2 separate regions of the Mus musculus genome follow, and region 1 is linked to region 2. Evidence: chromatin loops called from intact Hi-C (ENCODE). Cell type or tissue: heart. All regions are shown on one strand. Each heading gives the region's core, and the rest is flanking DNA. Links, peaks and the distances in the headings are about the cores only.

What was found. A loop is a pair of places that touch in the nucleus more often than their neighbours do. Peaks named below come from ENCODE experiments on the same cell type or tissue, not always from the same donor. Only the 100,000 strongest peaks of a DNase experiment are listed, where the experiment ranks them.
Region 1: it touches region 2 in a loop (5-fold over the local background); 10 of 42 quality-filtered maps call a loop at or near these places.

The regions. Positions count from the first base shown.
Region 1 is chr11:5,832,639-5,844,982 of GRCm38, reverse strand. Polm (polymerase (DNA directed), mu) reads left to right here and starts at 6,967. Exons shown (of 11, transcript NM_017401.2): 1 at 6,967-7,422; 2 at 8,609-8,789; 3 at 9,184-9,282; 4 at 9,397-9,567; 5 at 10,170-10,241. The coding sequence starts at 7,232. In heart, for the core only: CTCF peaks have their summits at 6,844 and 8,685 (motif pointing left); DNase peaks (open chromatin) are centred at 6,942 and 8,732; H3K4me3 peaks cover 1,440 bases; H3K27ac peaks cover 1,244 bases.
Region 2 is chr11:5,782,091-5,794,434 of GRCm38, reverse strand. It overlaps Dbnl (drebrin-like), which reads right to left and starts at 5,952. Exons shown (of 13, transcript NM_001146309.1): 1 at 5,793-5,952; 2 at 2,588-2,643; 3 at 673-785; 4 at 124-198. The coding sequence starts at 5,875. Ube2d-ps (ubiquitin-conjugating enzyme E2D, pseudogene) reads right to left here. Exons shown (of 7, transcript NR_015577.1): 6 at 12,078-12,250; 7 at 9,725-10,543. In heart, for the core only: a CTCF peak has its summit at 5,624 (motif pointing right); a DNase peak (open chromatin) is centred at 5,974; H3K4me3 peaks cover 2,502 bases; H3K27ac peaks cover 2,413 bases.

The DNA.
Region 1 (12,344 bases), core at 2,173-10,172, 50 kb before region 2:
TCACTGATTTAGAAAAAATAGAGGTGCACAATGCTCTGGCCACTCCTAGAACCCATGTGTCTGTCAATGTTTTGACTGTTCCTTGAAGTCATGTGTGTGCCCACTGATGAAGCCCATTGCCAGGTGTTTGTGATATTGGTTGCTGAGAAAGAGTCAGAAAATCTCCCCAGCAACCACAGCCCGGCCAATCCGGAGTTGCTGCACCTGCACCAGACTCTTTCCTTGTACCCCTCCCATACCCATTTCTTGAGAATAGATATTGTTTAGATCGGGAAATCCCCTACTCCCTCCTTCTCCTTCCCCCCCTGAGAGTCTATAAAACCTGGGACCCCTTTCCCCTCGGGGTCGACTCCTCTACCAGAGCTCTGGCTTTCCCCGAATAAAGCCTCGTGTGGTTTGCATCAAGTTTGGTCTCTCATGAGTTCTTGGGGGTCTGCTATTATCCTGAGACTTGAGTGAGGGTCTCCCTTCGGGGGTCTTTCAAGGACAAGTGATGTGCTGAATCTGATGAGAGCGGTAATGACCACTAGAGCAGGAGGCAGACCAGCATTGGCCTACAGTGTGCTAAGCTACTCCACTTTAGTGTTCTGTCAGACCAGTGTAGCAAATCTTTTCCTAGCTGAAAGATTTCCAACTTGTAACAGGTTTACCGTGCATTGTCCCACCATGGGTCAAGGACCCTCTACAACCAATTCAACATATTCAGAAGGAAAATAAAAATTCAACAAGTCACTAGTGTGGTACTTGGCTGCTTCCAGGGCCTCCGTTCCTGTAAGAGTTATTACTTCTCACCCGTCTTTCTGCCTACCACTCAACTTCTGATGCAGGCCTTGCCCCTGACAAGGAATCTAGGATTTTTCTACAACAACCCCCGACTGCTGGCTCCCCTTTTCCTTGACTTGGCTTGGTGCTACTCAGGGGTAGCTTGTTGCTTCCCTGTCCAGCCTCTCAGAACTTTCTGTGGATCAGAAACCAGGAAAGGTATCAAGATTTTCCGCTGGGCGGTGGTGGCGCACACCTTTAATCCCAGCACTTGGAAGGCAGAGACAGGCAGATTTCTGAGTTCAAGACCAGCCTGGTCTACAAAGTGAGTTCCAGGACAGCCAGGGCTATACAGAGAAACCCTGTCTCAAAAAACAAAAACAAAACAAAACAACAAAAAAAACCCAAAAAAGAAAGAAAAATATTTTCTAACTATTTGTGTCTGTGTTTTATTTCAATAACAATCACAGTAAATGAGAAAATAATTAAACAACATTGGGTCTGAACACTCAAGAATGAAATAGTGTTAGCTTCTGTGGCAGTGGGAATGAAAGCATCTTTAGATTTTTGTTTGTTTGGGATGGAGCCTCACTGTTTCATCCTCGAACTAAAAGACAGGCCTGCCTCTACCTCCTGAGTGTTAGGATTAAAGGTACCTGCCACCACACTTGGTATCTTAGTTTGAGTTTTATTGCTGTAAAGCAACACCATGACCAAGGCAACTCTTATAAAGGCAAACCTTTAATTGGGACTGGCTTACAGTTTCAGAGGTTCAGTCCATTATCAGCATGGTGGGAAGCATGGTAGTGTGCAGGCAGGCTTCTTGATTAGAAGGCAGCAGGAGACTGAAATTCGACACTGGGTGGAGCTTAAGCATAGAAGACCTCAAAACCCACCCCCACAGTGCCACACCTACTCCATCAAGGCCACACCTCCTAAAAGTGCCATTTCCTGTGGGCCAAGCATTCAAACCCATGACTCTACGGAGGCCATTCTTATTCAAACCACCGCACATAGCCATCTTTGGATTTTTAACTTGCAATGGAGCTAGGGTCTGCAAGTGAAAGACCCACAACATGAGGACTCCCCCACATTCTGACTCAGGAGAGAGACACCCCAAATCACTCACAAGAAACAGTCTGGATGCAAACTGCAAGAGGACTTTTCTTTCAAGAGCACTCTTGGGCCCACAGTCATACACCACGCAGGGGTAGAGGACCGGGGCACCTCGAGTAGCTGGGTAAGGGGGTATTTAAAGGAAGAAACCACAACTCAAAGGGGTGGGGAGGACGTTGTTGGAAAATACCAAAAATACCAGTTAAGAGTCACAAGGAAGCCGGGCGTGGTGGCGCACGCCTTTAATCCCAGCACTCGGGAGGCAGAGGCAGGCGAATTTCTGAGTTCGAGGCCAGCCTGGTCTACAGAGTGAGTTCCAGGACAGCCAGGGCTATAAAGAGAAACCCTGTCTCGAAAAAAAAAAAAAAAAAAAAAAAAAGAGTCACAAGGAAGTCACAAGTCACAAGGGAAAATACCTGATAATTGTGAGGTTATTTTCTCAGGACAGTTTCTATGAGGCACATTTGCATAGCGGGTTCCATGAATGGTCAGGGTGGTCCTTTTTGAACAAACACTCCCAGAACCCAGGAAGCAGGTGAGTGGAGGAATGTCACTATCTGTTTTATGATTAGCATACCTTGGGGCATTGAGTCACAAAGATCACATTTTCAAGCCTGGGCCTAAAGGCCTAGTTTTTATGTTTTTTTTTTTTAAGATTTATTTATTTACTATATGTAAAGTACACTGTAGCTGTCTTCAGACACTCCAGAAGAGGGAATCAGATCTTGTTATGGATGGTTGTGAGCCACCACGTGGTTGCTGGGAATTGAACTCAGGACCTCTGGAAGAGCAGTCAGTGCTCTTAACCGCTGAGCCATCTCTCCAGCCCGTTTTTATGTTTTTATGTTTCACTTTTTCACAAGCACCCTTGTCTTTCTCTTCTCCTGAGCCCTGGAGGCACTCCCTCACTGCCAGCTATGCCTGAACTGGATAGACAAACCCAAGGAGCCTTCATTTTAAGGGTACTTCCTATTGGTACAATCCTCAGGCCAAATCCTAGGCAGAAAGGGGTCCCTGTGCTTTCTGACTTCCACCACTCCCATATTGCAATGGGATCCCAGCCTGGTCCTCCACCTGCTCACTGGGTTCTTGCATGGTGCCTGTCCAGAAAGAGAGACAAAAATCTTCCTTAAAAGGCAGCAACTGTTTCTCACAAATAAAGCCTCTATATTTGTTGCATAACCAGGCAGGCCCTGGCAAGCCTCAGCTTCAGCCCCAGCGCTAGAACATCAACTGCCAAAAATCCAAATCTAACCCAGACATGGTAGCACAGACCGGTAATCCCAGCAGTGTAGAAGCTGGGGTACTGGAAGTTTAAGGCCAGTCTGGACTACATAGTGAGACCTATTTCACTATGTAAAATTACACAAATCTTGAAGTTCTAACAGGTCAGAGGAGGTGGTGAGGCTATTCCCCAGGGTAGCAGATTGGAAAGCAGCCCCCCTACCCCCACCCCCCAATTCCTTGTCATCCCAGAACTTTTTTGGAATAAGAGTCTTTGCTGATATTAGGGGAAGAACCTTGAGATGATGTCCTCCTGAATTTGAGCAATATTGCTTGACCAGTATCATCTAAGGAAAGAAGAGGACTCACAGAAGAGCCCAGAGGGAAGGCAGCCAATAAAGCGATAGCAGAGGCTAGACCAGTGCAACCGCTGACCAGAGGAGGCAGACAGGGCCCTCAACTGCAGATTTTAGAAACCTGGCCTTGCTGACACCTGGTTTGTTGTTTGTTTGTCTTTTTTTTTTTTTTTTTTTTAAGTTCTGGCTTTGAAAATTAGGAGAATTTGTTTCTGTTGGTTCAAGCTGCCGAGTTTGTGACAATTTGTTACAGAGTCACAGGGAAGGTGAAAGACCCACAACTTGAGGACTCCCCCATGTTCTGACTCAGGAGAGGCAACACCCCAAATCACTCACAAGAAAAGGTCTTGCTGCAAACTGCAAGAGGATTTTTATTCAATAGCGCTCTCGGGCCCATGGTCATATACCACGCAGGGGTAGAGAACCGAGGTGCCCCGAGTAGCTGGGTAAGGGGGTATTTAAAGGAAGAAACCACAACTCAAGGAAGTGGGGAGGGCGATGTTGGAAAATACCAAAGATACCAGTAAAGAGTCCCAAGGAAGTGCAAAGTCACAAGAGTCACAAGGAATACCTGGTAATTGTGCAGGTTATCTCTCAAGACAGTTTCTAAGTGCCCCTAACAATAGCATATTAGCATAGCGGGGACTGGCAATGGTCAGGGTGACTTTCTTTGAATGAACACTCTTTGAACCCAGGAAGCGGGTGGGTGGAGGAATGTCGCTATCTGTTTTATGATTAGCATACTTTGGAGCATTAAGTCACAGAGGTCACATTCCCAAGCCTGGGCCTAAAGGCCTAGAATTTTGTTTTTATGTTATACTTTCAAAGGCACACCAGAGATGAACGACTATAATGTATCAAAGAGCTTGCCAGTCCAGGCCAGCACTCCTGAGGGGCCAACAATCTCCAGCAGCCCTTTCAGGCAGCATCAGGAATTCAGCCACAAGCTTTCCAAGTGTGGCTGGCAGGTGGCCTGTAGGGTGAAAGAGCCGGCCGCAGGAGGGGCAGGTGTGGAGCAGAGCTGACTCCCAGCCCTCCGGCCTCGAACAAGCCTCATACAGGTGCACCGAAGCAGAAATGAAGACAGGTGCTGCAGGGGTGGGATGAGCAGCAGAGGCGTGCTCAGGGTTGTCTAGCTCTGGGAAGGTTTCCCACTGAGTTGGCCACTCTTCCCCAACACAGGCTGGAGAGTTGAAGAGAGGACAGCAAGCCTCAGGGCATTTAAAGGGGGTAGCAGGCTCTCTGACTAAGTGGGGGTCTCTGAGAGGGGAAGGCTTGAAACTTAGATGGGAACCCCTGAGCTAACTCTACTGAAACAGACCACCCAAATCAGTCTGACTTCACTATTTCCCAAGAGGCACGAGAGCAGCCTGGGGGTTCTGGAAGGGGAAAGCCGGAGACTACCCACACCATGTCAGGTCTCTGTCCCCTGCTGGGCCTGTCTCCTGAGGCCACCTGTTCTTAATTAAGGAACTTTTTGGGCCTGTTCCTTGGTATGTATGAAGGCATACACAACATTGTTTCTATCAGGAGATTAGGCCACACCTCCCTTTTTTCTTAAGGGCACCTCGTATTGGAGACAGAGAGCAGCACACATCTGGGCTGCCCCTTCTCAGACTCACTTCCCCACCACATGACTACCACTGTAGGACTGAAACCCAGACAATTTCCATATGGGAATCTGAAGTCTTTGTTCTGTGGAGTCTTTGTTACCACCCGAAGACCACTCTCCAGGAAGGGCAACTCCATTCAAGCACATCTTAGCAATACTAGGTCCTGGACCTACCAGGTAACTATGCATCCTGCTGCTAGCTCTGCTGCAAAAGCTACCTCCAGTGCCAGGATAGTCACAAACAGGTCTCTCAGCGCTCCAGGAGAGATCCCTTCCTTTCTCCACCTTGCACAGGAGGATTACAGACCTGCCCTTTAGCCTGCTCTGGGACTCTCTTAGGCACACAGACACATATAGGACACTCAGTACTCACAACCCACAGCCAGCTCAAACTACTTTCAAATGGAGTCCCTCCTTTCTCAGGTTGGAGTGCTGACAGTGCAGCTATGCCACCCTGCCAGGCCAGGATTTAAAGTTACATGTGGTTCCACTTGCCATTCTTTTCCTCCAGTTGGTTGTGCTCCTTAGATCACAAAAATCTTCCAATGGGGCTGGAGAGATAGCTTGGGAGTTAAGAGCACTTGCTGCTCTTGCAGAGAGCCCAGGTTCAGTTCCCAGCCATCTTTAACTGCAGTTCAAGATCTCTGCCCGCACCAGGCATACACGTGGTGTACATGCATGCATTCAGGCAAAACAATTAAGCACATAATTAAAAAAAAATTTTTTTAAGGGGCTAGAGAGATGACTTATTGGTTAAGAGCACTTGTTCCTGCTGAGGACCTGAGTTAGATTCCCAGCATTCACAGGGGCAGCGGCTCACAAATGTTCTTAACTCAAGTTCCAAGGATCTGAAACATTCTCACTCGACGGCACCAAACATGTACGTGGGGTACAGCTACACATGCAAGTAAAACACGAAGACACAGAAAATAAAAATAAATACATCTAATAAATATTTTTAAAAATTAAAAAAAATCGAGTGTCACTAATATAGCTTTGGTTTCTTTTTCGGATTTAAATGATTGCTGATCCGTCTGAGATCTGCTTAATGTTAAGCAGTTTGTAAGGGGGCCAATTTTTTTTTTTTTTTTTTGACTATGGCATAATGGGGCATAGGAACATTTCTGACAAAAGATCCAGTGAAATAACTGAACAAAGGGTATCAATCAGGACTCAAAATCCTTCCTAATGTAACTATAAAGGAATTTTAATAAGTTTAATCTATAAAATCCATAAATAATGCTGTTCCAGATGAAGAGCCACTGGAATTATTTTTCTTCAATCGGGGAAAAAGGGCACATAGAAACCATTTCTGTTCACTTCCACTGGGATCTAGTCTTTTTTTTTTTTTCCCCAATTTTTTATTAGGTGTTTTCTTACTTTACATTTCAAATGCTATCCCGAAAGTCCCCTATACCCTCCCCCGCCCTGTTCCCCTACCCACTCACTCCCACTTCTTGGCCCTGGTGTTCCCCTGTACTGAGGCATATAAAGTTTGCAAGACCAAGGGGCCTCTCTTCCCAATGATGGCCGACTAAGCCATCTTCCGCTACATATGCAGCTAGAGACATGAGATCTGGGAGTACTGGTTAGTTCATATTATTGTTCCAACCTATAGGGTTGCAGACTTAACTTTCCAAATGGAACGCCAGCTGTCCCAATGCTGTTCGTTACATTGGAAAACGTTTTCACCCTCCACCAGCTCACATGTATACTACTCAAACTCCGTTCCCCTCTGCATACCCAGGGGAAGTGGCGTGGGCGCTCTGTCACCAGCAGAGGCAGTGGAGGGTTATCCAGGACTTCTCATATGGCCAGGATAACCTGAGACCCCGCCCTCGGGGGCGAGGAAGAGAGGCCGAGACTCCGCCCCCGAGAGGAGAAAAGTGCCCGCCCAGTACGAGGCGAAGCCCCGCCTACGGGCCCAGGCTACTCTAAGGTCTGGGAAACCACTGGGGCTTTCTATGAGAGTAGTTCAAATAAGAATCCTCGGGCGTTATTTGCATAGAACTGGGGCTTCCGATGGGAAGCCAAAAGCATCCTAGAGGGCGTCTCGTTTGCATAGAGCAGACACCACTTCCTCTCTCCTCCTTCCGCCTTCTTTCATGACCCTGCCTTCCTTCGTTCTGCGGCTTCCTGTGCTTCCAGAGTTGGTGCCCAGATGCTTCCGAAGCGACGGCGAGTGCGAGCTGGGTCCCCACACAGCGCGGTAGCCTCTTCCACGCCGCCCTCGGTGGTGCGCTTCCCGGATGTGGCCATCTACCTTGCGGAGCCGCGAATGGGCCGCAGCCGCCGGGCCTTCCTCACCCGCCTGGCGCGGTCCAAAGGCTTCCGCGTCCTAGATGCTTACAGGTGTGCGGCTCCCGGGAGGCCCCGATGGTGGTGGGATGCCATCCCCCTCCGGGAGCTGGTGTAATTGTGCCCGTCACCCCAGGGTAGGGACTTACTGTGGCCCAGGGCGGGAGCTGGCGCGCAGCTGTGACAGCAAGCAGCACCTGCGGCTTTGGGTTCCAAGCCAGCCTCGGTACTTCGCGGTTGCGGTACGGTCTCCAACCCGGAGTTCCTCTTTTTGAAAGGATGCCATCGAGTCAGAGGCTTCTTAAAGAGCTATAAAAGAAAGAATGGTTAGTGAGAAATATTTGCTAGCTGCATTCCCTCCAATGAGCCAGCGGTCAAAGATGTCCTGAGTTTGCAGACGTCACCAACTAGCTCCAGTAGAGAAAATGCCCAGGGCAGTGGAGTAACTGAGATTGAGGAGACTAAAGGAGCCTGTGCCCGTGTAGCTGGCTAGTTTGTTTGCAACTAACTCCTCCCTCCACAAATGAAACATTCTTTTTGTTTGTTTGTTTTGTTTTTTTTCGAGACAGGGTTTCTCTGTGTAGCCCTGGCTGTCCTGGAACTCACTCTGTAGACCAGGCTGGCCTCGAACTCAGAAATTTGCCTGCCTCTGCCTTCCAAGTGCTGGGATTAAAGACGTGCGCCACCACGCCCGGCTCAAGACTACACTTAAAAGAGTAGAGATAACAATTTGGATTTCGTGTGGCTCTACATTCTTACCACAGCCTGACAAGGTGGCCTGCATTGGATTTTCCCAGTGTAAAGGAAATATAAATACGATGCTTTCCAAGTACATACAACAAGAGTCTGCCTACTGGGGTTTGAATAAATAGGGCAAAATTCTTGTGTCTTAAAATCTTAGCAGAATGGTATGCCAACCTGTAGTCCTGGTACAAGGGTACTAGAGTTCCAGGCTAGCCTGGCCTACAAAGCAAGTCTCTAAACAGCAATTAGCATTGAGATCAGAAACACCTGGCCCTGGCCACTAAGGCACCTGAGGCAGAGGGTGGCGGGTAACATGCCCAAGTGGCTTGTGGGTGAGGCTGCAGCTAAGAACCTGTTGGACCAATGGAGAGGTGCTCTCCCATCAAGGAGGGGCTGGGAAGGCTTTCTGGAGGAATGGAGGCCTGTCACAGTGCAAGAACAAAGGCTTGGGATAGGAGCAGCACAGCAAGGGCCCTGGGTTTCATTCTCCTTCCAGCTCAAAGGTGACACATGTGGTGATGGAAGGGACCTCAGCCAAGGAGGCCATCTGCTGGCAGAAGAACATGGATGCTCTCCCCACAGGCTGCCCACAGCCAGCTCTGCTAGATATTAGCTGGTTTACAGAAAGCATGGCAGCTGGGCAGCCTGTCCCTGAGGAGGGCCGGCACCACCTGGAGGTGAGCTAGTGAGCTGAGACAGATGACATAATAGCAGGTCCTTGGTGTCCTCAGGAGGAGGTAGGGAGTGAGGACTCTCCCAAGACTGCAGGGGGCCCTGGGAAAGCAATAGAGACCCCAACAGGGACTTGGGGGCTGGGCCATCCCACCTTCTGGTCTAACCATTTGGGACGTACTTTTAGTATAATTAGTTTCTTCCTTAGTGAGTACTTGGGATGAACTTGAGTCTGTCCTTGGGATGCTCTGGAGCCAGGCTGCTAGAAGACAGGAGGCAAGCTCCCTCCCTTTTGAGACCCCCATCCCTAGCCCACATATGTAGAGTTAGGGGCAGAGTACATGCCAGTGCTGCCATTTCAGGATGACCCGTGCCTTGCCCCCCCCTTTTTTTTTGCAGGTAGCTGAGCCCAGGAAGGAGCCCCCAGTCTCAGCGTCGATGCCAGCTTATGCCTGTCAGCGCCCCTCACCTCTCACACACCATAACACTCTCCTCTCAGTAAGCTGCATCTATGAGCAGATCCTCACCCAGAGAGCGGGACATGGGTAGAGCTGGTTGCTATCTGGCAAGGTACCTTATCCCATAACCAAGCCCCCCCCCCCCCGCCCCCAGGAGGCTCTGGAGACGCTAGCGGAGGCAGCGGGCTTCGAAGCCAACGAGGGCCGTCTTCTCTCCTTCTCCAGAGCGGCCTCGGTGCTCAAGTCCCTGCCCTGCCCTGTTGCATCTTTGAGCCAGCTGCATGGGCTGCCCTACTTTGGAGAACATTCCACTAGAGTAATCCAGGTAGGTGCTTGTCAAGGTGAGTGGGGCGAGTGGGGTGTCCTGGGCCCGGTGGAATAGCAGGAGACTTGGTTCAGAGCCCAGTCTGACAATATGGGTGTGCATAGGAAGCTGCTATGAGGGCCACAGTGAGTCACCGTCAGTACAGATTCCTAGTGTGTGGGTTGTTCCCCTGCCCTAGGGCGAATGAGTGACTCAGTAGAGGTTGCTGCAGGCATTCACGTCATCGTTAGGATGTTTGGGGTAGTCAGAAAGCATCCTGGAGTGGTTTTTGAGGGCCCAACATCGAAACAGCCTTTTGGATACTTTTTCCTGAAGAACCTATAGTGGCAAAAGCTGCTTTCAGATGAAGACATACATGTTTCTAAAGGGAAACGTTGGTCTATCCTGGGCCGTGTATGATGAGTGAACCATACCTCTGACCCTGAAAGGCTTTATAGCTGGCATCCCTGCCACACCAGCTGTGCCTTAAAGCTTTGGTGACCTCCCTGGGCACAGTCTCAGTTTCCAAGTCCTGCTGGTCCCTAACACTACAGAGCCTCTCTTTGCAGGGTACGGAGGGAACTCTGCCTTGGGCTCAGAGTTTTGTTTTGTTTCTGTCCCAGGAGCTGCTGGAGCATGGAACATGTGAAGAAGTGAAACAAGTCCGTTGCTCAGAAAGGTACCAGACCATGAAGGTGCGTGATGGGGAGGGGACAAGACACGGGTTCACTGCATAACCCACACGAGCAAGCAGCCAGCAAAGGCCTTTTTGCCCGGCCCTGGGGTCATAGACGGTCACTAAGGAATGGCAGCTAAACTGACACCTGATAGGCAGGAGGTTGCCAGATGGAGACGTGCAGACAGGGCCTGTTTTGAGCGTAGGGAAATTTCTACATCACTCAGCACCTTCTGTATTTTTTTTTATGGAATATTCTCGAATGTATTAAAGGGCTCACTGAGCCTGGCGGTGATGGAACAGGCCTTTAATTCCCAGCACTAGGGGGTACAGAGGCAGGCGGATCTTTGTGAGTTCTGAAGCCAGCCTGATCTACAGAGTGAGTTCCAGGACAGCCAGGGCTACAAAAAGAAACCCTGTCTCAAAAGACAAAAACCATCATCAACAAAATAAAAATGAAAGTGAAAAAGAGCACACTGAGCAAACTAGGATTTGTGTGTGTGCATGCGCGTACATGCGCATGCTACAGTCACCTTCATGGTGCCATCTCTGGTCTCTGGTATCATCATCAGTGCCGCGGGCCTGCATGCACCCATACGTACAGAGCACGTACATGCGCATGAGCACGTGCATACTACTGTCACCTTCATGGTGCCATCCCTGGCCTCGGGTATCATCGTCAGTGCTGTGGGCCTGCCTGCATCTGTGCTGCACTTGCACCCGTGCCTACTCTCTGCCAGCCGGATATGGAAGCCATCTGGGTGGGTGCCTTGCTTTTATCTGCCCAGACACCTCTGCCTCTCCTTTTGTAGCTGGAGATTGTCAGGTCAGTGGCCTGAGATTTGTGGCAGTGATGTGTGGCCTCCTGGGAGGGTGAGGCTTGTGGTATTGTGGGACACTGTACTGTCAGAGTGGCAGGGAGGACTTGGTAGAGAGTCCTCTAGCCAAGAGGCCTGGCTGTGGCCATGCTGGGTAGATCAGGCATGGGGCTCGAGCTGAGGTGACCTTGCCCCAGCCCCATAGAGGGTTTTCTGGGCAGAAGAGAGATCAGCACTAGAAGATGTTGGAGGTGTCTCCTCGCCATTCTGCTTCCCGGGCACCCCAAAGTCTAGAAAACATCCATGCCAGCAGAAAATTATTCCAGTAATTAGAAGGTTTTGTTTGTTGGTTTGCTTACTTGCTTTTCAGGGTAGGGGGTTGAGACATCTCATTACTGAAGCTGAGAGTGGCCTCCAATTAAAAGCAAGGGGCCTGCCTCTGCCTCCAGTGCTGAGATTATAAGTTTGATGCCCGCCCACTTTTCCCCCCACCCACTTTAAAAAAAAAAGATTTATTTATTTATTATATGTAAGTACACTGTAGCTGTCTTCAGACACACCAGAAGAGGGCGTCAGATCTCATTACGGATGGTTGTGAGCTACCATGTGGTTGCTGGGAATTGAACTCAGGGCCTTCGGAAGAGCAGTCAGTGCTCTTAACCGCTGAGCCATCTCTCCAGCCCTCCCCCCACCCACTTTTAAAAACAAATAATAGACTTGTTTTCTTAGTGCTTTACTCATTTTTAGATTTAAGTTTTAAAACCTGGTTTGTTTCTTTATCTGGGGGAAAGCACACCATGGCACACTTGTGGAGTGTAGAGGAGAGCTTGCAGGGGTTGGTTTTGGTTTTGGTGGACTGTGTCTCACAGGTCCAGGTTGGGCTGGACCACATTCTGTAGCTGAGGCCACCTTCCTCCTGCTTTGACCTCCCAAATGTTGAGATAGCAGAATGCACTGCCATATTCAAATGCCAGATTTTTTTTGTAGGTTCATTCTTTAAATTACATATATGCATGCATAGGTGCTGAGTGAGGTGGGCCCAGGTGACAGATCCCCTGGAAATAGAGGCAGTTGTAATCTACCTGACATGGTGCTGGGATTTGAACTTGGGTCCTTGGCGTGAATAATACTTGATGATAATTGCTGAGTCAGTCATCTCTCCAGCCCTAGATTCAGATTTTTGTTTTGTTTTTGTTTTTCAAGACAGGGTTTCTCTGTGTAGCCTGGGACTCACTCTATAGACCAGGCTTGCCTCAAAGTCAGAGATCTGTCTGCCTCTGCCTCCCAAATGCTGGAGATTAAAG
Region 2 (12,344 bases), core at 1,716-9,715:
CCATCCCTTGCTGTCTAGACAGAACATTAGTTACAGCCCCGCTCCTAATTTCAGCCCCTTTCCAGTTCACCTGGACCAAGACTAGATCTTGCAAGGCCCTGCAGGGCTTGGTTCAGCACCTACCTTCAGGAAGTTGGCCATGGTGCTGACGTGGTTGGCACATGCTCCTTTCCGCACATCATTCACACCCTCTCCTGTCTGCAACACAAGCACAAACTGCGTGAACTAGGCCTCCTCCAAAGCCACTTCCTGGCCCATATTTCCCAGGAACCCAACAGTTCCCTCTTTCTCCTAAGTGATACTCTCTAGTCCCCATTCCACACCAAAGCCAAAGCCATTCTCCCAAATAAGTCACATAGATGAGATCGGTCCTTGTACTTCCCAAGGAGCTCAGGGTGTTCTCTGAGAAGTATGGTTGCTGGCTTCCCTCGTGGGAACAGTTCTCACACACTCCGGACCCCTCCCCCACATCCTGCAGAAATGAATGGGAGGGTGAATTCCAAGCAAAGCCAATCCTTGGTTCACAACGGTGAACAGTCTAGTCTACTCGTTCACCCATTTACACCTAACAGGTCTGCTGACCTGCTGAGTGAGTGGTGTCTGTTCCCAAGGGTCAAAGGAAAGCACACCAGGAGCTTCCCCAGTGGCGTCAGAGGGGCTGACTTCACATACCCAGTTGATGAGGACAAACTTGGGCAGGCCGGAGTTGGGGTCCTTCACCCTGCAGAAGGCGTACATCACCTTCCCGCTGTTGAGCTCTTCCACCAGCTCCTCCAGGCCTCCCTCTGCAGAGTCACAGGAAGGCTCAGAGCAGCCTGCACCCCTGCCCCTCCACCAGCTCCTCCAGGCCTCCCTCTGCAGTCACAGCAAGGCTCAGAGCACCCTGCACCCCTGCCCACGGCTGCCCGGGACACTTCTCCATCAGGGCTCACCCCACCTGCCTCAGAAGCACTCTAAGGACGAACACGCAGCTCAGAGGGAAAGGGCCTGGCTAGCACACACCACCAGATAATAAGCAAATAATTAAATGACTATACAACCGATTCTTGGGCATCAACCCCACTCAGCCGATTTAGTAGAGTTCTGACCAGCAAGTTAGGTGACTTTTTGTTTTTACCCATAATAGGTTTTGTTTTTTAAGCCACTTCTCTAAACTGAGAAGGGAACGAGAATTTAAAAAAAAATAAAAATAAAAAATTGCTATTTATACTACATTTACCTTTTCTTCTTTCTTTCCTTTTTTTTAATGCTTTTGTGACAGGTTTTTCTGGCTGTCCTGGAACACTCTATGTAGACCAGGCTGGCCTCAAATTAACAGACATCCTCCTGCCTCTGTCTCCTGTGTGCTGAGATTAAATGTATGCCACTGTGCCTGCATATCACTAGATTTCTGTGACAATTTTACCAAGGTAGGCCTGAGACAATAGGCCTATAATGTTCCCTCGTCACAAACTTGACCATCAGAGTCAGGCCTTTCTGGAGCATTCCAAAGATGAAGCTCAACTCTCACATCCCTGCCTGGGGCCAGGATGAGCTGCCCTAAGCGTCTTCCTGACCCTGGGCTTTGCTCTCTAAACTTCCAGGTCATAGCAGAAGCCAGGTCAGGCATTTCAGCTACAGGGCTCCATAGAACCTAGGGCAGTCAGCATTCTGATGAACAAACGAGTCCTGCTTTGTGCCGGCAGGAAGCTAGGAATGCTGATACCCACAACTCACAGGCACCTACCACGTCACATGAAATGTCCATTTGGTGGCAATTCTAGAAAGAGGATGTGTCAGCAAGAATGGCTCATAGTGGAAAGGGACCTTTCTATCAGCAATAGTAACTGAGACCATACTCTCATTTGCCTGAGCAGGAAGTATGCTCTGGCCATCCACTTGGAGCTAGGAGCAGAGGGGGTTAGGAAGGCCCCACGGGCAGTCATGCTAGCCTCAAGCAAGGGGAGAGTCAAGGGTTTCAGCTGACAGACAGGCCTGTCTCATAGCTCAGGCATCTCTGGATCGATCGGCTGACTTGCCAGTTGATCCCTATAGCGGACAAAGAATTTCACCTTGACCACTTGCAGCAGCACTGCCTCTCCTAATGAGGGTCAGGTTCTTGGAGGTCCTTGCCCAAGAGCAGAGCAGGACAGAAGCAGAGAACATATGTGGGCCTTCACCTGCATCACCAGCTTCAGGGCTGGCATCCTCAGTGTGCAATGCCCTAGAGAAGGGCTGCCTGTGAAGTGGAAAGCAGCCTGTTTCTTAGCTAACAGCTCTGCCCGGCCCAACCAGAGAAGTTTTTCACTAACAAACATGTGACCTGCGTCAGTGTCATGGCTGACATGGCTCTCGCCCTGGTCCTGGTCGATGCTGGTCTGCATTCAGATCAGGAGTAGCCCTTAATGAAGCCAACTTGGCAAAAGGTCTGCAGGGAAACTCAGCTGGGGAAGGGTCACTGTAGCTGAGCTGGAGGAAGAGATGGCTGTGTACCCAAGTCCTCTTTCTGCGCCTGTGATGGCTTGAACATCAGCTGCGGTGGCCCGAGTTAGTCACACGTCTCCCTTTGTCATCTCACTATGATACTGTTGTTTGGGTTCATACTCACCTCCTGTGCCAGCCACACGGATGTCATTGCTGTTGCCTTCATAGGTAAAAAGAGCCCTGCAAGGAAACACAAGTGGGCTCAGTGCTGACTCAGGGCTCTGGGCCTCCTCTGCAGCTAGCGCAGCAGGAACAAGCTGCTCTGCACTGAGACTACTCAACAGCTACTCTGAGGATAGCACAGGACTTAGTATAAGAAAGCCACTGGGAGCCAGGCAGTGGTGGCGCACGCCTTTAATCCCAGCACTTGGGAGGCAGAGGCAGGTGGATTTCTGAGTTTGAGGCCAGCCTGGTCTACAAAGTGAGTTCCAGGACAGCCAGGGCTACACAGAGAAACTTTGTCTCGAAAAACAAAACAAAAAAAAAAAAAACAAAAAAAAAAGAAAGAAAGCCACTGGGACTGGGGAAGGACATATGAACATATACTTAGGGGAGGATAAAAGTGGGAGGGTTATGTGTTCTTTCTACACACTAGTGAATAAAACACTCAGCTGGCTTTCAGGCACATAAATTTCAAAAGGCAAAAGATGTCTTCATATTCCTGAATCCAAACACCTAACGTAGAAGCAGGAGGGAGAAAGGTGCACTGGGGACTCCTGGGTGGGTATCAGCCCTGCCTTCATAGCCTGAGGGTAGACAGCAGGGCTTCCTGTCTTGAGATTCTCCTGCAAACATGCACTTTACCAGGCAGATATAGCAACAGAAAGTAGACAATGACAACACTGAGTTCCAGTGAAGACCACAGAGCCACCAAGGCTCTAATGGATAGTTGTCCAGTGGCTTTTTTTCCATCTACTGGCGCCTTGCACCTGTGTGTCCTGTGAGTGCATCTGCACATGAACACGCACACATGCACAATACACATATCGCCCCAAATAAAATTTCCAGTTCAGAGATTTTTTTTCTTACCTTCAATAGAACTCTCACCTCTTCTTTTAAATCAGTGTGAACAACGCCTGGTACGTGTATGCTGACTGGACTGCAGCTATGAACAATTCCTAAAAGGTCCGACCCATGGAGCTTAACTTCCCTACACCTGATGCTAATGTACAGTGTACACAGAGTGTAATAGGAACCAGATAAGCACAGGTCATGCCAGGCTCTTCAGGGAGGAGGCTGAAGCTAGATTATAGATGAGAGAAACTAAAGCTATGGCTCTGGTCTACAGTGTCACGGTACCAGCTCTGTGTGTGTGACCTTTTTTGGCTACCAAATTGAAGACTACCTCTTTTTGACAGTCTCTTTTTCTGCATGGCTTAATCCATCCATCAAAACATATGACAGCTAGGCACAAGGGTCTACCTGACCATGTTAGGGAAGAGAAAAAGCACACACACACACACAAACACACACACACACACACACACACACACACACACACACACACACACACAGAGTCCATGAGGGTTCCCAGCATGTTTCTTATTTGTATCACAAAGAAATGAAACTAGGAGAGAGGACAAAGTGACTATCACTTTAGTCTCAGGGAACTCCACAGTCTTTTCTGGCCTCTGAAGGCATGCATGTGGCCCATGTACTAGGAATTTAGGAGGACTCTCTGAGAAGACAACCCTAGCATAGAGACATAAAGGACAAGAAGCAATCAAGATGATGTATATGTATGTTCCATGCAGGGGAAGCAGCAAGATCAGAGGTTCTGTTTGATGAGGAACTAGCTTGCAGTTTTGAGGAAGAGAAAGACTTTGGTACAAGGGTGGTCAACAGGTGTGGCCAGAGTAGTAAGCAGGAGGGGCAACAGGAACCAGGGCAGACAGGGTAAGAGTCTGGGCTTTACTAAAGTGCAACAGGAAGACACTGCATTTATGGGCAGGGAAGTTAAGATGGCCCAGATATTCTCTCAGCTAGCGAGTGGGGACCTGCCACAAAAATCTTGCTGAGTGACTACTGAAATGGCTGTGACAGTGAGGGTGGAGGCCAGAGGCTCGTTCAACTGGAGTGGCAGCACCGTCTGCATACAGTACTGTAGGAAGCTGGGCAGTAGCATGGCTGCTGGGGCAGATGAACAGTGTATGGGGAAAGAGCAAGATCTGCACCCTCAGAAGGAACAATGGGTGGATGAGGCAGGACAATGTCAGACCAAGGTGGAGCAGATGATTCTAGTAGGAGGCTCAATGTGTGCTCGGGAGACAGACACAGGTGAGATCGTGGCCAACCTGGTCTACACAGTGAGTTCCAGGCCAGCCAGAGCTACACAGTCTCAAAAGCAAGCAAGCAAGCAAAGCAAGCAAGGTCAGTGAAGAGTTATAAGCATGGGTGAAGGGCACTGCTAGCTAGGTTGTGAGGTATTCCCCAAACAGTGATGGTTCTGAGACGACTAGAGGGCCAAAAGATAAAGAGGAGAGACAACACAGTAGAACAGAAGAGATGATTGGCCAGAGTTCTGCAATAGGGGAAGTCTCCAGGGAAGACTCAACACAGGCAAACTCAGTATAGCGCCCCTCAGTGCTGACCACAGGGTAGTGGTGGCCCCACCAGAACTCCAAAGTCCAGTTTGTGTTCCCCAGAATTTGTCCACCTGCCATACTCATCAGATGTCTGAGAAACTGAAGCACTAAAAACTGGCTAACGGAAGCATGTTAAGTAAACGGAAAGTGAAAGAGAATTACTATAGACTGGTATGCATGTAGCAGAAACCTAAGAGGGCTCAGCAGGGCCACTCCAGAAACTTCAGATCTAGTTCACAGTACTGTAATGGCTCCTGGGGTGGTGAAGGAAGGATGGAGCCTTTTCTCAAACAGGTGACAGGATCCCATTTTCAGTCCCAGAATCAGGGACCCAGACCTGTGACATCCTTGACTGAGCCCTGTGTGAGCTCATGACCTCAACCCACTGCTCACGCCGCTTTCAAGGTCTCTTCCTGAACTCAGGGTTTAGAAGACGTGGTTTCCGCCTTCCAGGGAGTTGGGGAACTGCGCGGGACCCCTTTGTCCAGTGAGGTCCCAGAAACGCAGAGCCTGGCGGAAAGCAGAAAGCACAACCAGGCAGAGATCTTCAGGGCAGAGCCGACCGACCACTAGGTGGCAGGGGAGAGGCCCGGGGGTACTCGCCGGGGGGACGGCGGTGGCGAGGGTGGGGTAGCATCTCGCTAGGCTTCAGGAAGGTGGACAGGTGATCCTGCAATACTACGGCTACGCCGCGACCTCCACCTTCCCGCTCTGGCGCCTCTCCGGCCCCGCCTTGCTGCCTACCAGTCGGTCGGGGATTTCTCGGTGACTACGCGCACGTAGGCCTCCTGCAGCGCCGGCCCGTTCCGGCTCAGGTTCACCGCCATGGCACGCCCCACGGTCCCCGCGATGCAGCAGCTTCAGCTTTCTGCCGGCCTCCAGTGACGGCCGGAAGCCCCGCCCCGGAGGCCGGAAGCCTCGCCTCTGACGTGCAGAAGCCGCGCCCAAGAGGCCGGAAGCGGAAGTGGAGAGAAGGCGAGCTAGGCTGAGGGTAAAGTTGAGGCGGGGTGCTGGTGAATGAAGATCCACGAGAGGCGGGCCTGCCCGTAGGTCCTCGTTCGTCCGCATCTGCAGGGCGTGGGCTCGATTTAGAGCTTCACGCTGGTTCGTCTCTCATTAGTTAATGTATTTTGTTTAAGAGCAAGCTGTATGCGCGCAGGCGCCTCGGAAATTTCATCTGATAGTCGGACATGATGGCTACGCCTTCAACCCCAGCCTAGCCCGGTGTACAGCGCAAGTTCCAGGATGGCGAGGGCTAGGCAGAGAAGCCCTGTTTGGAAAAACCAAAGAAGAAAAGGAAAAAAACATGAATCTGCTGTGTTAGGCGTAGAGGTACAAGCCTGTGATCCTAGCGCGCAACTGGCAGAGGCAGAAGCTTGAGTTCTAGCCCGGCCTGGGCATTGCCTAGATCTTCTAAATAAAGTAAAATGAAATATTTGATGTGATAGTGGGGTAATGAAGAGAACCTGCTTTGTGCTTCACTTCTATTTCCAGACAGTTGCCTGAACGTCCCTATGAGAGACCATACTCTGTTGTCGTAAACTAAAACGAACCCTTACTTCTCTAAACTGCTTTTAGCTAGGGCATTTTATCACAGCAACAGAAATGAAACTAGAACAGTGGGGGTCGAAGTTACATTTAAAATGTTGCAAGAATGGGGCTGGAAGTGTTGTTCGTGTATTTAATCTCAGCACTGGGGAGGCAGAGGCAAGCCTGGTCTACATAGTTGAGTTCCAGCCTATCTCAAAGACAAAAAAAGGGGTGGAGGGGCTGGAGAGATGGCTTGGTGGTTAAGAGCACTGACTGCTCTTCCAGGGGATCCAGGATTGATTCCTAGCACCTATGTGGCAGCTCACAACCCTCTGTAACTCCAGCCCTAGCCCTCATCTAGTCTCTGCTGGGACTAGGTATGGCCATGGTGCACTTAAACAATCACACAATATAAAAATAAGATGGGTGTGGTGGCACATGACTTCAATCCCTGAACCTGGGAAGCAAAGGCAGATAGATCTCTGAGTTTGAGTCCAGCCTGGTCTACATAGTGGATTACTGGCTATAAGTGAGTCCCTCTCTCAAAAAAGTATTAAAAAAGAAACTTCTGGCTGGGCAGTGGTGGCGCACGCCTTTAGTCCCAGCATTTGGGAGGCAGAAGCAGTTGGATTTCTGAGTTTAAGGCCAGCCTGGTCTACAGGGTGAGTTCCAGGGACAGCCAGAACTATACAGAGAAACCCTGTTCCGAAAACAAACAAAAACAAGAAGAAACTTCAGCTCCATCTAGCAAGCCCAAATCTTCCAAGAGAGGTTATTATGTGTGTGGTATATGCACATGGGCCAGGGTAGATGCATACTACTGTGCTGTTGGAGGCCAGAGGACAGTGTCAAGTATCCTGCTCTTTCATTATCCACCCTATTCCTTAGAGGCAGGTCTCTTACTGAGCCTGGAGCTAGGCTGGTAGGCAGCAAACCACAGTGATCCTCCTGTCTCCGCCGCTCCACAGTACTGATGCTATATACAGAGCCAAACCCAGCTCTTGAAGCAGTTGCTGGGTGTTTGAACTCAGGTCTTCAAGCTTGTGCGAAAAGTGCACTTTCCCACTGAGCCATCCCCACAGCCCCAACAGTCATTTATTTGTCACAGATCACTTAAACCAGTGTTCTCCACTTTCCTAATGCTGTGACTCGTTAATAGTTTCTCATGTTGTGTCCACCATCCATTAAAATTATCTCATTGCTACTTCATAACTGCAATGTTGCTACTGTTATGAATGGCACTGTACATATCTGATATATAGGATATCTGATATGCGACTCAAACGTGAAGAACCACCAACTTAACCCCATGCATCTCTCTGATCTCTAGGGTCCACCCAGGGGAAAAAAGGTCACATTACCCCACAGTTATCTTTACAGATCTGCTTGCTGTTCAGTTACTGACCTAGGACTGGGCTTGGAAGTATAATATATACATATGTGGGTGGCACGGACCACCCACACAATGGCTTATTTTCAAAATAAGACTTTTGACTCAAGAATCTTTCCCCTAGGTTGACCAGAGCCCGGGGAACATGATGTAGGTGGCCCTCCCTTCTCAGTGGCAGAGAACCCAAAGGATTTGCCTGAGCACAGACTGTGCAAATGGTCTAGCTGGTATACAAGCTCATTTTAGCTATGCAGTCAATTATAGAAAATTTACACTGGGACACCAGAGGGCCCAATTTTTACTCTTCCTCCTACTTATTCTCCAGTAGCAAGGACTGGCTTGGAGATTGTGTGGAGTTATAAACTACAATGCTTGAAAGATTTAAGTATGGATGCTTATAGCACTAATATACCATATTGGACCAGGCCTTTCCCCTCTGCTGGCCTCTAATGTGAAACTGCCCATTTCCTGGCTAGGTTATTATCTACAAAGTGCTGTGTGCTGCCAAGCTCAAGTATATGACTTCACATAACACATGGTGTTGCAACTTGGGAGGGAGCATGTTGTAACAGCTTTGCAGAACACTTCAGTAGAAAATCTTAAAAAGCAGAAATGTAAAGAGTAACTCTCAATAGGCTGAGAAGCAAGGAACAAAGACTAAGCCCCCAAAGAGACTGTGGTAAGGACATCTTAAATGTGTGCAAATATAGGACATTGCTGAAGTGCTGAGACCAGTACTCTCCCGGGCACTGGCTAACTTCTATTGTGGACAGTCGTATGTGGCTGAGGCTGGCCTTGAACCTCCTTCCTCCACTTCCTCCTGCATACTGAGGTTCTAGGTATGCATAACCATGCCCAGCTGAGTGCTTTTAAAGCAAACCAATCTCCTTTGGCTGATTCTCAAGTGTTAGATCTGCGGACTTCTTTCTCCTTGCTCTCAAACGCCTTATCTAGTCTTTTAGTGGCAGTTTTCTCTTCTCTCCACTTTCTGATTCACCAATCACTATTCCCTGGGAATAAACCAGCATTAAAATCAAATCAGAAGACTAAGTTAAGGTGTTATGGGTATACCTGTTCTCTCTTGGTATGGCCAGCCTGGACTATGTTGTAAGAGCTCATGTAAAAAACAAGACGACGGCGATGACCCTCTGTGGAGACTCTTTGGATCTCCTCCCTTTCTGTAGTCCTTTCTAGAAATTTCTTTCCTAGCCAGAAGACTTAAAACAAGAGGATTCAAGACCTACTCGGGCTACATAAAAATCCTTTCAAAAAAGCAATTCTTTTACACTCACAGATACACTCACTCTTATGTTTTCCTTGGTAATTAATCTCAAAGCTTTGAACTCTTAAGCTGTGTGCTTCACCAGAAAGCCAACAGAAGAAGCCAAGTAGTTAAAGACTAATCACATCTCTAAAGAACCTGGTAAGTAGGGACTAGATAGCTACAGTGTGCTCATATACATAAATAACTAAATCTTTTTTTTTTAAGATTTATTTATTGATTATATGTAAGTACACTGTAGCTGTCTTCAGACACTCCAGAAGAGGGAGTCAGATCTCGTTAGGGATGGTTATGAGCCACCATGTGGTTGCTGGGATTTGAACTCCGGACCTTCGGAAGAGCAGTCGGGTGCTCTTACCCACTGAGCCATCTCACCAGCCCAAACTAAATCTTAAAAAAAAAAAAAAAAAAAAAAAGGACCTGTTATGTTTATTTTCTTCTAAGAGAAAAAAAGGAAACTTAAATGTCAATTGTCACTTCTGAAGGAATGACCATTTTTATTACCATTTAAAGTCCCATTCCTTCCTTGTGTTCCAGTTTGTGAATGGCTTATGCTTGAATTTCACGTTAAGTTTCCAGTGGGAAGACGGTAGAGGAAGCCTCATTACATACACAAGCATAACCCGAATCTCCCCTTGTCTGAGAATCCCATTCTTCCTTGGGTGTTATGTGCTTTAAATGCCCCAATGCTCCTCGCTTGCTGTTTGCAGCATGGAGCACTATGGAGGAACGTGGCGGAAGATGGCTTTCAGGGGAGGCTGTTCCAATTTCTAGGAGCCTCCAGGACATAGTGGCACTCCTTAGGACATGGTTCTGTGGCAGACAAAGTATGAAGAGAGCCCACTCTGTCTGGGCCCCTAGGAAATCACTGTGCTCTAAAGGCAAAGGGCAGGTGGTCAGGGGGCAGACTGGGCCCCTCTAGAGTGTCACAGTGAGTAGTGGCACCATTTGAGGACAAGTACAGGAGGCATGCATGGCTTGATTCCCCAGACAGATTCTAGTGTAACCAGGAAGACTGTAGATCATAACAGTGGTTGCTGATTTAGTATCAAAGGTGTGGTACTGTCAAGGCCACAATGGCTAAAAGTGGCACCAACATGCTGCAGCCACAGAGGTGAGTGCCAACACATGTGTGAACACAGGATGTTCCGAGAGTGCCTTAGCCAAGAGCTCAGAGCTTCACAGGAAGGTCACTCTGTGGGGCGAGCTTCTCTTGGACAGGGTCTTCCATGGAGCCTTCGAGGCACTTACATAGCATATTTCTGTGTCCACTCTCTTGCTAGTCTGTTTTACCTAGAAGAAAAAGGCAGACAGAGCAAGAGCTCACTTGAAATGAGTATCCTTTCAGTGTGGAGCAGAGAACGAGAGGGAGGCTGCTGCCTGTCAGGCATCTGGGGCTGATGGGAGAGTGAGACAAAGGCCACCATGGAAAGGTAGCACTTCAGGCATGAGGTAGGTAGGTGGTTCCTGTTGCTCCTCCATAACTAACTGTGGTAGAACATGCAGACACCATCTACTTTGTGGGGCTGTCAGGAGGACTGGACAAGCCTATGTAAGGCTCAAGGGCCTGGTAAGAGGGAGGGCTCTGTACGTATGTGTATTTACCCTCATAGTGTTACGGGAACTGATGCCCTACAACAGTAAATTAGAAATGTGTAGAGGACGCTGAGAAAATAGCTCTGTCTATCTAAAACAGTCCTACTAAATGTTAAAGTAAATACAGCTTAAGCCAGGCACAGTGGTGCACTATAATCCCAGCATCAAGAGGCAAAGGTAGGCAGTCAAGGCCAGAGAGGGCTATTCACTGACAGGATCTGTCTCAAACACGACCACCACCACCACCAAAACAAACAAGCAAAAACTCTTCAAATCCAGTCAGTTTAAACGTACTTTGATTGCTACTGGGAAACCACTAAAGAAATCAGATTTATAAAGACCTCAAGAAAAAATCTGGAAAAAAAAATCACTTACTATACTATATACTAATCTCTTTGGATAAAAATACCTTATCAACTAAAAGACTTATTGAAGATAATCTTTAAAAGATTGAATACTGGGGGCTGGAGAAATGGTTCAGTGGTTAAGAGCACAGGCTGCTCTTCTTGAGGATCCAGGTTCAATTCCCAGTACCTGCATGGCAGCTCACAACCTGTAATTCTAGTTCCAGGGGATCCAATGCCCTCTTCTTGCCTTTGTAAGCACATGGTGTACATACATACATGCAGACAAAACACCCATATACATAAAAATCTCAACAACAAAATCCAGATTCAGCCACATACTAGGCTGTCCATTAGCAGGACCACCACACTTGAGCCCCTGCTCAGAGACTCGACACTTGATAGTGACTCCTGCATGTGCTTCAGCAGCCAAGCTTCCGTGCACCATTGTGCTTGGCCACAGGAGGGAGGCCTACAAGTCTGGGTCTAGAAACCAGTGTGTGCACAGCTGGCAGTGAGGGCTGGGTCTTCTGATCAAACAGCTACACACTTCAGACTTCTATCTTATCAGCAAGCTAACCTTGGCAGTGCTCCCCACCCTGACTGGCTCATCTGGGGGTGTCCAAGCAACTCTCTTATTTATTTCATAAACCTTTTAATTTAACCCTGACTTTTCTTGTCATATCCTTCTGAGTCCTTTGTTGACTGAGCACTGATGTGGCTGTCCTCAGGTCAGGGCTTGCCAGGATTTTAGGATTCAGCAATGCTAGCTGGTGATCTATCCAACAGGGCAAAGTACTTTTATCCCTTCTCCCTCCTCTGGCCAAAGGACATGTTAGTTATAAAGGCAGGCAGGAGGCTCAGCCCAGGACACACCCACTGCATACATGGGCTTGGCTTGGGCAGGAAGATGTCCGTGGGAACCTGGGCAGCTGCACACAAAGCCAACCCTAAGAGGGCGCATACTTCGCTCTGTCGGCCTTGTAAGTGTGGGCTATTTCTGGCACGAGTGGGTCATCAGGGTTGGGGTCGCAGAGCAGAGAGCAGATAGACAGGAGAACTAGGAAGAAAGGAAAGGGTCAGTCAGCCGAGGCCCTGAGGTGTGGGCTCCTCGTGCGCCCAGTGAGCATCCTCAAGCACAGTTGCTGTCCCCT